2 separate regions of the Homo sapiens genome follow, and region 2 is linked to region 1. A link is an interaction called in ENCODE POLR2A ChIA-PET data of the cell type or tissue named here. Cell type or tissue: endothelial cell of umbilical vein. All regions are shown on one strand. Each heading gives the region's core, and the rest is flanking DNA. Links, peaks and the distances in the headings are about the cores only.

Region 1 (5,360 bases), core at 1,738-4,237:
TGCTGGGATTACAGGCATGAGCCACCACGCCTGGCCTCAGATGTCTTTCAATAGGTGAGGGTTAAGCAAACTGTGGCAACCTCACATCATGGAATACTACTTTGCAATAAAAAAGAACAAAGCAAACTACTGACACACACAACAACCTGGATGAAGCTCCTGAGAATTACGCCAAGTGAAAAAATTAATTCCAAAGGTTACATGTTGTATGATTCCACTTTGTCATTCTTCAACTGACAAAATTATGGAAATGAAGAAAGGATTAGTGGTTTCCAGGGGTAAAGAAGGGGTGGAGATGGGAGGGAAGTGGCTGTGGCTATAAAAGAGCAACAGGAGTGATCCATGTGGTGACTGAATTTTTCAGTATCTTGACTATGCCAATGTCAACATTCTGGTTGTAATGTACTATAGTTTTGGTGATATTACCATTGCTGAAGACTGGGTAAAGGGTACATGGGATTTCTCTGTAAGAGTTTTTGTACCTGCAGGTGAATCTACAATTATCTCAAACAAAACTTAAAAAAAATTATGGAAGAAAATGGAAAGAGTTGGCAGAAACTACAAATAAATATGTATTCACCTCACCCCACGATGACACTTGGCTCTTATCCACCTTAGAAAAGTATGAAGATTTATTTGGAGGGAGAAGTCTCCTGTGCACTCTAAAGTCTCTAAGGCTGCCTCAAAGTTGAGTCTCATCAGTATCACTAAGATCTCTTGCAGAAGGGAGCACTATTAAAGCTTGTGAATTACTTTCTTACTTCTCCAAAACAGTTAGAGATAGATTTGCTTTATTTTTAAGATATTCTGTGCTAACTAGTAGCCCCTGGGCCAAAGAATTCATGACGCATTTCAAAGACCAGGCAAATTTCACAAATGGTCATAATGGATGAGGCTAGTATTTCCAATGTGGAAGCACACAGGACAGACTGGAGTACCTGAAACATGCCCACGGGCACGTGGGTCTGGGACTGGAAGGGAGGAGCATGGGCTCTGACTCTTAGGAGGAAAGTCATTCAAGATCTCAATCGCCACAAGGCGGACTGTGGCTTGCCTTTCAAGACAGTTGAACATGCTTTTTCAACAGATGCACACAAAGGGTTGGACAAAACTGCTTGGAGACTTTCTCACTTGGTTTGTGGTTACCTCAAAAACTGACAAGGGATAGTTATGTAAAATGTGAACACTGGGGAAGGATGGAGAGGGACATATGGACACTCATTGTACTATTTTTGTAACTTCTATAAGTAGTTCAAATAAAACATTTTTTAAAAGCTAACTTTGTCTTGGTTGGAAATTTGCTCAAGTCACTTTTGTTTAGTCAGTGAACAGGTAAGTATTTTCCCCCTTGAAAGTCAGTAAACATCTCGGTGAGGAGAGACCCTCGGACGCCCAGCCATGCTTAGGGTCTGGCCCTTCCACACCCACCTCATTGTCACTGCTGGATGTCTCAGTGTCATAGGAGGGCATGGGCTGACGCACAGGTGGCTCTTTCTCCTCAGGGTCATTGTGTTCACACTTTGCCAGGGACAAGGGTTCCTAATGTGTCTAGAGTTTGTTCCTTCCGGTGGGTTCATGGTCTCGCTGGCTTGCCGTGGACCTTCGTGGTCAGTGTTACACAGTGTTACAGCTTTTTTTTTTTTTTTTGAGACGGAGTCTCACTCTGTTGCCCAGGCTGGAGTGCAGTGGCATGATCTCAGCTCACTGCAAGCTCTGCCTCCCGGGTTCACGCCATTCTCCTGCCTTAGCCTCCCCAGTAGCTAGGACTACAGGCGCCTGCCACCATGCCCGGCTAACTTTTTGTGTTTTTTAGTAGAGATGGGGTTTCACCGTGTTAGCTAGGATGTTCTTGATCTCCTGACCTTGTGATCTGCCCGCCTCGGCCTCCCAAAGTGCTGGGATTACAGGCGTAAGCCACCGCGCCTGGCCAGTGTTACAGCTCTTAAAGGTGGCACCCAAAGAGTGAGCAGAAAGAACAAAGTTTCTACAGCCTGTATGAGGACCCAAGCAGGTTGCCGCTGCTGGCTTTGGGGGAGGGGATGGGGGAGTGGCCAGCTTTTATTCCCTTATTTGTCCCCGCCCATGTCCTGCTGATTGGCCCATTTTACAGAGTGCTGATTGGTCCATTTTACAGAGCACTGATTGGTGCATTTTACAAACCTCTAGCTAGCTACAGAGTGCTGATTGGTGCATTTTACAGAGTGCTGATTGGTGCATTTTACAAACCACTAGCTAGCTACAGAGCGCTGATTGGTGCGTTTTTACAGAGCACTGATTGGTGCATTTTACAAACCTCTTGTAAGACAGAAAAGTTCTCCAAGTCCACACTCAACCCAGGAAGTCCAGCTGGCTTCACTAAGGGGGCAGAAGGTCACATGAATTTTATTCAGCCAAGAAATAACATCTAAGAACAGTGAGATCCATGCTTTATCCTTTATACAGCTTTATGCTTGCAAATAAAGGGCACGATTATGGGAATTTTTCTCAGTTGAAAAGGTAGTTTTCAGTATTTCTAGCTGCTGAAGAATTCTCATGCTGACCCCATTTCTTATCCTACACCACAGAACTACTGATGCTCAGAGAATGATGAGAAGCATATTTACAACAGTAATTTCTCTTATAATTCTTACCCTTAGGATCCCCCTTATTAATTCATGGCACAGTCAGCATGTGTTGGGGCTCTTCTGGATGAAAAGAATGGGTTTTAATGACAAACCCAAAAGTTCCTCAAGACAATTTGTATTTTTAGTAATTAAAACAGAAATCAGGAAGCCAGGCACGGTGGTTCAAGCCAGGCGCAGTGGCTCATGCCTGCAATCCAAGCACTTTGGGAGGCTGAGGTGGGTGGATCGTCTGAGGTCAGGAGCTCAAGACCAGCCTGGCCAATGTAGTGAAACCCCATCTCTACTAAAAATACAAAAAATTAGCTGGGCATGGTGGCGGGTGCCTGTAATCCTAGCTACTAGGGAGGCTGGGGCAAGAGAATCGCTCGAACCTGGGAGGCGGAGGTTGCAGTGAGCTGAGATAGAGCCATTGCACTCCAGTGTGAGCAATAAGAGCAAAACTCCATCTCAAAAAAAAAAAAAAGAAAAGAAAAGAAAACAGGAATTTGATATTTCTGGTGTTTAATGATTGACAACAAGCAATATGTGTTCTGGCCATTACATTGAGACTCTAATTTGGCAACTCCAGACACTCCTGTTCCTTGACCCTGGTGATCTCTACTGATACTAGAAGGAGAGGGGAGTGCCATTAAGTAATGAGTCATAGCTACCATCACAATAAGCTCTGCCAGGTTTTCTCCAAGTTGGCATAGTCACTAAGAAAGGCAACAAAAAGATACTTGGTCTGGTTGCTGCTCAACTAATACCAAGAACAGCTCACATTTATACAGCACTTACTGTGTGCCAGATACTAAGAATCATATATGAAATCATTTAATCTTCATAACAATCTTAAAATTAGGTACTAGTATCATTCTCATTTTAGAGGTAAGAAAATTAAGTACAAAGAAGTTAAGGTTAGCTAATAAATGAAGGAGGTAGGATTTGAACATAAGCAGTTCCTGACTCATGGCTGAGTCATGATTTAAAAATACAAAACCTTTATGCCTTAATTTTTCCTTCTGCCAAGAAAAATAAAAATATAACTAATAAATGATTAAACACATTTTATTTAAGGCTCTCCTTATGGAGCTGTACAAATTAAAAGTTCTAAGGCTGAATTTAAAGTAATAGTTACAAAGTATCTGCTTTCTTCTTTCTTAGAGTCTATCTCTCAATTTGAGGACCATTCTTTCCTTCCTTAGATAAACCATCTAAAATTAATACAACTCTTCTATTTACAGGTGACATGATTTTATTTGTAGAAAATTCTAAGGAATACACACACACACAGAAAAAAAAATCATTAAAGCCAATACATGAATTCAGAAGGTTGCAGGACATAAAATCAACATATAAAGATCAATTGTATTTCCATACACTAATAAAGAACAATCCAAAAATAAAATTAAGAGAACAATTCCATATACAATAGCATAAAAAAGAACAAAATAGTCAGGAATAGGCCAGGCACAGTGGCTCAAGCCTATAATCCCAGCACTTTGGGAGGCTGAAGTGAGAGGATGGTTTCAGCCCAGGAGTTTGAGACCAGCCTGGGCAACATAATTAGACCCTGTCTCTACAAAAAGTAAAAATAAAAAAAGTTTGTCTGGGCATGGTGCCTCATGCCTGTAATCTTAGCACTGTGGGAGGCCGAGGTGGGCAGATCACTTGAATCAGGAGTTCAAAACCAGCCTGGCCAACATGGTGAAGCCCTGTATCTACTAAAAATACAAAATAATTTGCCAGGCATGGTGGTGGGCACCTGTAATCCCAGCTATTTGGGAGGCTGAGGCAGGAGAATCACTTGAACCCAGAAGGCAGAGGTTGCAGTGAGCTGAGATCACACCACTGCACCCTACCCTGGGCGACAGAGTGGGACTCCATCTCAGAAAAACAAAATAAAATAAAAAATAAGAAAAGTTAGCCAGGCGTGGCACACACTTGTGGTCCCAGCTGCTCAGGAGGCTGAGGCAGAGGATCACTTGAGCCTAGCAGGGTGAGGTTGCAGTGAGCCATGTTTGTGCCATTGCACTCCAGCTTGGGTGACAGAGTGAGACTCTGTTTCAAAAAAATAAAATAAATAAATGCAAAACTTGTATGCAAAGAGCTACAAAATATTTTAAGAAATTAAAGAAGATCCAAATTAATGGAAAGATATCCCATGTTCATACATCAGAAGAAATAGTATTTTATAGATGGCAATACTCTCCAAATTGATTCAATGCAATACATATAAGAATCTCAGCTAGCTTAGAAGTGGATAAACTGGGCCGGGTGCAATGGCTTATGCCTGTAATCCCAGCACTTTGGGAGGCTGGGGCGAGTGGATCACAAGGTCAGGAGTTTGAGACCAGCCTGGCCAATATGGTGAAAACCCATCTCTACTAAAGATACAAAAAATTAGCTGGGCATGCAAAAGAACAAAGCTGGAGGCATCACGCTACCTGACTTCAAACTATACTACAGGGCTACAGTAACCAAAACAGCATGGTACTGGTACCAAAACAGAGATATAGATCAATGGAACAGAACAGAGCCCTCAGAAATAATGCCACATGTCTACAACCATCTGATCTTTGACAAACCTGACGAAAACAAGAAATGGGGAAAGGATTCCCTATTTAATAAATGGTGCTGGGAAAACTGGCTAGCCATATGTAGAAAGCTGAAACTGGATCCCTTCCTTACACCTTACACAAAAATTAATTCAAGATGGATTAAAGACTTAAATGTTAGATCTAAAACCATGAAAAC
Region 2 (5,360 bases), core at 1,616-4,115, 210 kb after region 1:
GTGTGTATACTCATTGTAATAACATATAATCAGAAATCTAAAAAATAATATTAGGAAATAATATTTTTAATACAAGTGTTCAGGCTTTCAATAGTTAACTATTTAATATTTATATAGATTGAGGTGACTAAAGAATGTGTTCACCAAAAAAGGCCTAAATTCATTAAGACAGTCTCTGTGAAAAAGGGATGTTAAAGGTTATGAGAAAAGTTACTAGATCTGCATTTTTAAAATAAAAATGACTTTCTGAGATATTGGACAGAAGCAGCTTTAGTTATTTGGAGGTCGAGCATACATGTCTACTATGATTCACCATAAAGCCATATTAGCAGCCATTGGCCAGTACATTTCGCATTATTTCCTTTTGCATATTTCATATGATAAATTCCTTTTAAGTTTGAGCACCAATAAAAAATTAGGCATTTCTTTTTTAAAATAGTAGGCTTCCTTTAATCAGGTATTTTGAATTATCTTTTGATTCTCTTTTCCATTGTAAATTAGCAAATTACAGAGATTATATTAATTTATTATAAATGTACTCCCATTTTATTTAAAAAGGTGATAGTATTATACATTTTAATCTCTAATCACTGTAAACTATGGAAATATCAAGCCTCTAATTGAAAATATTCCTGAAAGCATCAGTAGGAAAGAATCAATCTCTTGGTCTCAGTCATGTAGCAAGAGCATTCCATGATTGTTTTAACTGCATGCTTACATATTTTAGTTACGTCTTATTGTAAAATGTCAATGCCATTATAGAAATTTCAAATTTAAAAAGTACATCTTGTCCTTGGACACTGTGGCCTCAAAAGACTAGCTGAAGTTTTTCTTCACCTTAATTATCATTGCTGAACTTGTAGGAGGGGTGGTTTAAATGTGTCAGTGACTTAAAACGAGAATTCTCTCTTTGATTTGGATAATCCATGAAAACTAGTGATGTTACCTTGTTCATGAAGGAACAATGCAGAGAAGACACCACACTGGCTGTCATGAGAAGAATGGACAATAGGAGATGAAGAATGAAAAGACAGAATTCTGCAAGACAACAGTTGCAGTAAAGTTGTTTAGTTTCTTTGCATTGCCACATTAAAAAAAGGAAAGACAAAGCAGCTAGACATCGAAACAAAACTAAACACGAAACACCAAGGACAATATATTTTTTAAAAACATGGTGACAGGATGTTTTCATGAATCCCAAAATATGGGGTGTGGAGACAAGCCACCTGACTACAAGTGACATCTTGTGTAGGAGGAAGCAAGGAAAGCATTGGTGGGATGATTCCAGAACAGCAGCTCTAAAAGGAGGGGTTTGTTTTCTCCAATACCAGTAGGGCTCAAGGGGCTTGTGTAAGATAAGCTGAAGGGGATGGAGCAGTGTAGCTCCTCTGAAATCACCTGCCAGGGATCCCTTTTAGGGCAGGGACCTACACTGAAGAGAGACTGCTTCTAGTGGAATGAAAATCAAGCAGGATAGGGACAACAAAGGTGACAGAGAGAGAAGGTTTAGACTAAAGGGACGGAGGAGAATAAAGGCAGAACATCTCAGAAAGCCAAGTTGACATATTTTTGAGCCCTAGACACAACCAATAGAAGGGAGCTCTGTGAAGTTTGAAAGGCTTTTCACACCTCTTTCAGAAAATTCAGAAACCTTCACATCTCTTTCTGAAAGTTCAGAAAAACTAACGACATAAAAAATAAAAGTCCTTCCTACTACACATAGAAATCTTTGGAAACAAAACAATAAACAAGCATAGCAAAACTCTGAAAAGATACATGGAAGAAGATGGGCTGTCCAGAGACATCAAGAGTTGATGAACTGCAGGGTGATGAGTTCTCTGTTTCCTTCTGCTTCTCATATGCCATGGACAGGGCACTACAGAAACCTCCAACCCAGAACTACCAATAGGCACAGACAATGAAACAAAAGCCTTAAGAAAAGTGTGTTCTCTTTAGCCAAAGGTCTTGGAATGGATGGGCTATGAATAGAAAAGCTTTTAGCAATATCAGCCCTACACCAGCCAAACACCAACAGAAAAGCTGTACTACCCTCTACCCTGTGGAAGCAAGCAAGGGAACTCTGATTTCCCAATCTGGTGGTATTGGCAGGGCCGAGCACAGAGCTAATCTTGCATCCTCTGCCTGGCAGAAGTGGGTGGCAGGAGGAGCTGAGATTCCATGCCTTGCCTGGAAGCAGACAGTGCTCTGATTCCCCCACAGGGGTAGTGTCAGTGGGGTCAAACAGTGAGCTGAGCCTTCACCCCCACCCAGCAGCAATGAAATTTGACAATGCAGTAAAAGGCAGAGCTGGTTACAATGAGGCTTCACCCCTCCAGGCCCTGTCATGAAGGTCCATTGGGTGCTGACCCTTCACCTCCACTTGGCAACAACAAGGCAGAATAGAGTGTCATAAGGAAGGGTAGCTGATGTTTTGCTTCTCCCCTTTCCTGATATCAACAATATGCAGAGCCAAGCTGACCCTCCACTCCTACTCATAGCAACAAGGTGGTGTGAGTCAGCCTTCCACCTTTCCTACCTTCCCTCCCACCCCACAACCCCGAAGGCAGTGGAGCCAGTCAGGGAGCTGGTCACATAGTCACACTCAGAGGCAACAAGGTGGTGTGAGTCAGCGTCCCACTTTGACCAGGAAGATGACTGTGGGATGAAGAAGGACTTGAACTTTCACCCCACCCATCTGCAACAATGCAGTGTGAGTCAGTGCCCCATTTTTACCAGGATGGTTTGGAGGAGTCTATTAGGAAGCTGAACAAACACACCCACCTGACCCTGGCACTATACCCACTTAAAAAAGGTTAACTAGGATTCATGGTCTCATAATATAGAAAATATCTGGGATACAATTTAAAAAATGCTTGACATGCCAAGAATCAGAAAAATCCCACAGAAATGAGAAAAAAAATAACAGACACTAACACCAAGATAAATCAGATAGGGTATTATCTAACAAGTGTTTTCAGGCAACTATCAAATGCCTCAACAAGCAATTGCAATTTTAAAAAAGATTAAATGGATTAAATTTAAAAAAGATTAAATAGAATTCACAGTCTCATAATATAGAAAATATCTGGGATACAATTAAAAAAATGCCAAGAATCGGAAAAATCCTACAGAAACAAGAAAAAAATAACAGATACTAACACCAAGAGAAATCAGATAGAGTATTATCTAACAAGGGTTTTCGGGCAGCTATCAAATGCTTCAACAAGCAATTGCGATTTTTTTGGAGTAAAAAAATAGAAAATTTCACCAAAGAAACAAAAATTACAAAAAGAAACCAAATACAAGTTAGAGAACTGAAAAATATGATAACCACAATAAAAAGCCTGCTGGATATGCTCAATAGTATAGTGGACATAAAAGAGGATAAAATCAATGAACCTGAAGACAGATCAATAAAATTTACCCAATGTGAGCAGCAGAAAAAAAGGTAAGAAAAGAGAACAATTACAGCATGTCAGGGATCTATAAGACAATAACTAAAGGGTTAACATTTGTGTTAACAGAGATCCAGTAGGAGAGAGAGGCACTGAAAAAGTGTCTGAAAAAATAAAGGCTGAAATGTCTCAAATTTGGGAAAAGACATAAATCTACAGATTGAAGAATCTGAGTGATTCCCAAACATGGTAAGCCCAAAGACATTGATGCCAAGACACATAATAATTAAGTTTCTGGAAACAAAAAAAAACAAAGAAAAAAGTCTTGAAAGCATCAGAGAGAAACAACACATTACTTGCAGAGCCTCAATTTAAATAACTTATTTTTCCTTCCTTCCTTCCTTCCCCTTCCTTCCTTCCTTCCTCTTTCTTTCTTTCTTCCTTTCTTTTCTTAGACAGAGACAGAGTCTCACTCTGTGGCCTAGTCTGGAGGGCACTGGTGCAATCATGGCTTACTTCAGCCTCAACCTCCCAGGCTCAAGTGATCCTCTAGCCTCAGCCTCCCAAGCAGCTGGGACCACAGGCACATGCCACCATGCCCAACTAAGTTTTGTATTTTTTGTAGGGACAGGGTCTCCCTATGTTGCCCAGGCTGGTCTTGAACTCCTGGGCTCAAGTGATCCTCTTGCTTCAGCCTCCCAAAGTGCTGGGATTATAGGCATCAGCTATCACACCTGGCCCAACATTTTCAATCTGAAACCCTGGAGCTGGAAGAAAGTAGAAAGCAATTTTTAAGTACAGAAAAAAAAAAAAAAAAGAACTGTCAACCCAGAATTCTACATCCAGTGAAAATATCCTTTAAGAATGAGGCCAGACACAATAGCTCACAAGTTGAAACTTAAGACAGGAAAGAGCATCAAAAATGAGTAAAAATAAGGGCAAATATGACAGACTATCCAACCTCTCATGAGTTTCTTAAATGATAATTGAGTGTTAAAGCAAAAACTCTACACCTAATATGGTGTTCAATGTATATGGAGGAAATGCCACAGAAATTTTATTTTAAAAGTGGAGAGAGTAAAGGGGTGTAAATGTAGAAAAGGTTGTTAAACCACACTAGAATTGGTTAAACATCAGTACTAGTAGACTGTGATGAGTTACATATGTGTATTGTTATACCTAGAGCAACCACTCAGAAAACTATCCAAAGCTGTATGATCAAAAACACTATAAGCCTGGGCATGGTGGCTCATGCCTGTAATCCCAGGACTTTGGGAGGCCGAGGCAGGTGGATCGCCTGAGGTCAGGAGTTGGAGACAAGCTTGGCCAACATGGAGAAACCTCATCTCTACTAAAAATACAAAAATTAGCTGGGCGTAGTGACATGTCCCTGTAATCCCAGCTACTCAGGAGGCTGAGGCAGGAGAATCGCTTGAACCTGGGAGGTGGAGGTTGCAGTGAGCCAGGATGCGTCACTGCACTCCAGCCTGGGCAACAAGAGCAAACTCCCTCTCGAAAAAAAAAAAAAAAACTATAAATAAAACAAAATAGAATCCTAATAAATATGCAAATAACCCACAGAGAGGGAAGAAATGAGACATATGAACAAGAAACACAGGAAACTGGCCGGATGCGGTGGCTCACACCTGTAATCCCAGCATTTTGGGAGGCCAAGATGGGCAGATTACCTGAGGCCAGGAGTTTGAGATCAGCCTGGCCAACATGGTGAAACCCCGTCTTTACTAAAAATACAAAAATTAGCCAGGTGTGGTGGCACACGCCTGTAATCCCAGCTACTCGGGAGGCTGAGGCAGGAGAATTGCTTGAACCCAGGTGCTCCAGCCTGGGCAACAAGAGCAAGACTCCATTGCAAAAAAGAAAGGAAGGAAGGAAGGAAGGAAGGAAGGAAGGAAGGAAGGAAGGAAGGAAGGAAGAAAGAAAGAAAGATACGAAACCAACAGCAAG

Evidence for each region. Peaks named below come from ENCODE experiments on the same cell type or tissue, not always from the same donor. Only the 100,000 strongest peaks of a DNase experiment are listed, where the experiment ranks them.
Region 2: POLR2A ChIA-PET joins it to region 1 with 5 read pairs; 2 of 35 experiments call an interaction of 5 or more read pairs at or near these places.

Annotation. Positions count from the first base shown.
Region 1 is chr9:96,671,808-96,677,167 of GRCh38, forward strand. No RefSeq gene overlaps it. Among named protein-coding and RNA genes, the nearest start is that of PRXL2C, 19 kb to the left of the region's middle. In endothelial cell of umbilical vein, for the core only: no CTCF peak of the experiment used is centred there; a DNase peak (open chromatin) is centred at 3,294; H3K27ac peaks cover 705 bases.
Region 2 is chr9:96,882,013-96,887,372 of GRCh38, forward strand. It overlaps a transcript of ZNF782 not described here. Among named protein-coding and RNA genes, the nearest start is that of ZNF782, 30 kb to the left of the region's middle. RefSeq lists an enhancer at 1,958-3,157. In endothelial cell of umbilical vein, for the core only: no CTCF peak of the experiment used is centred there; a DNase peak (open chromatin) is centred at 2,639.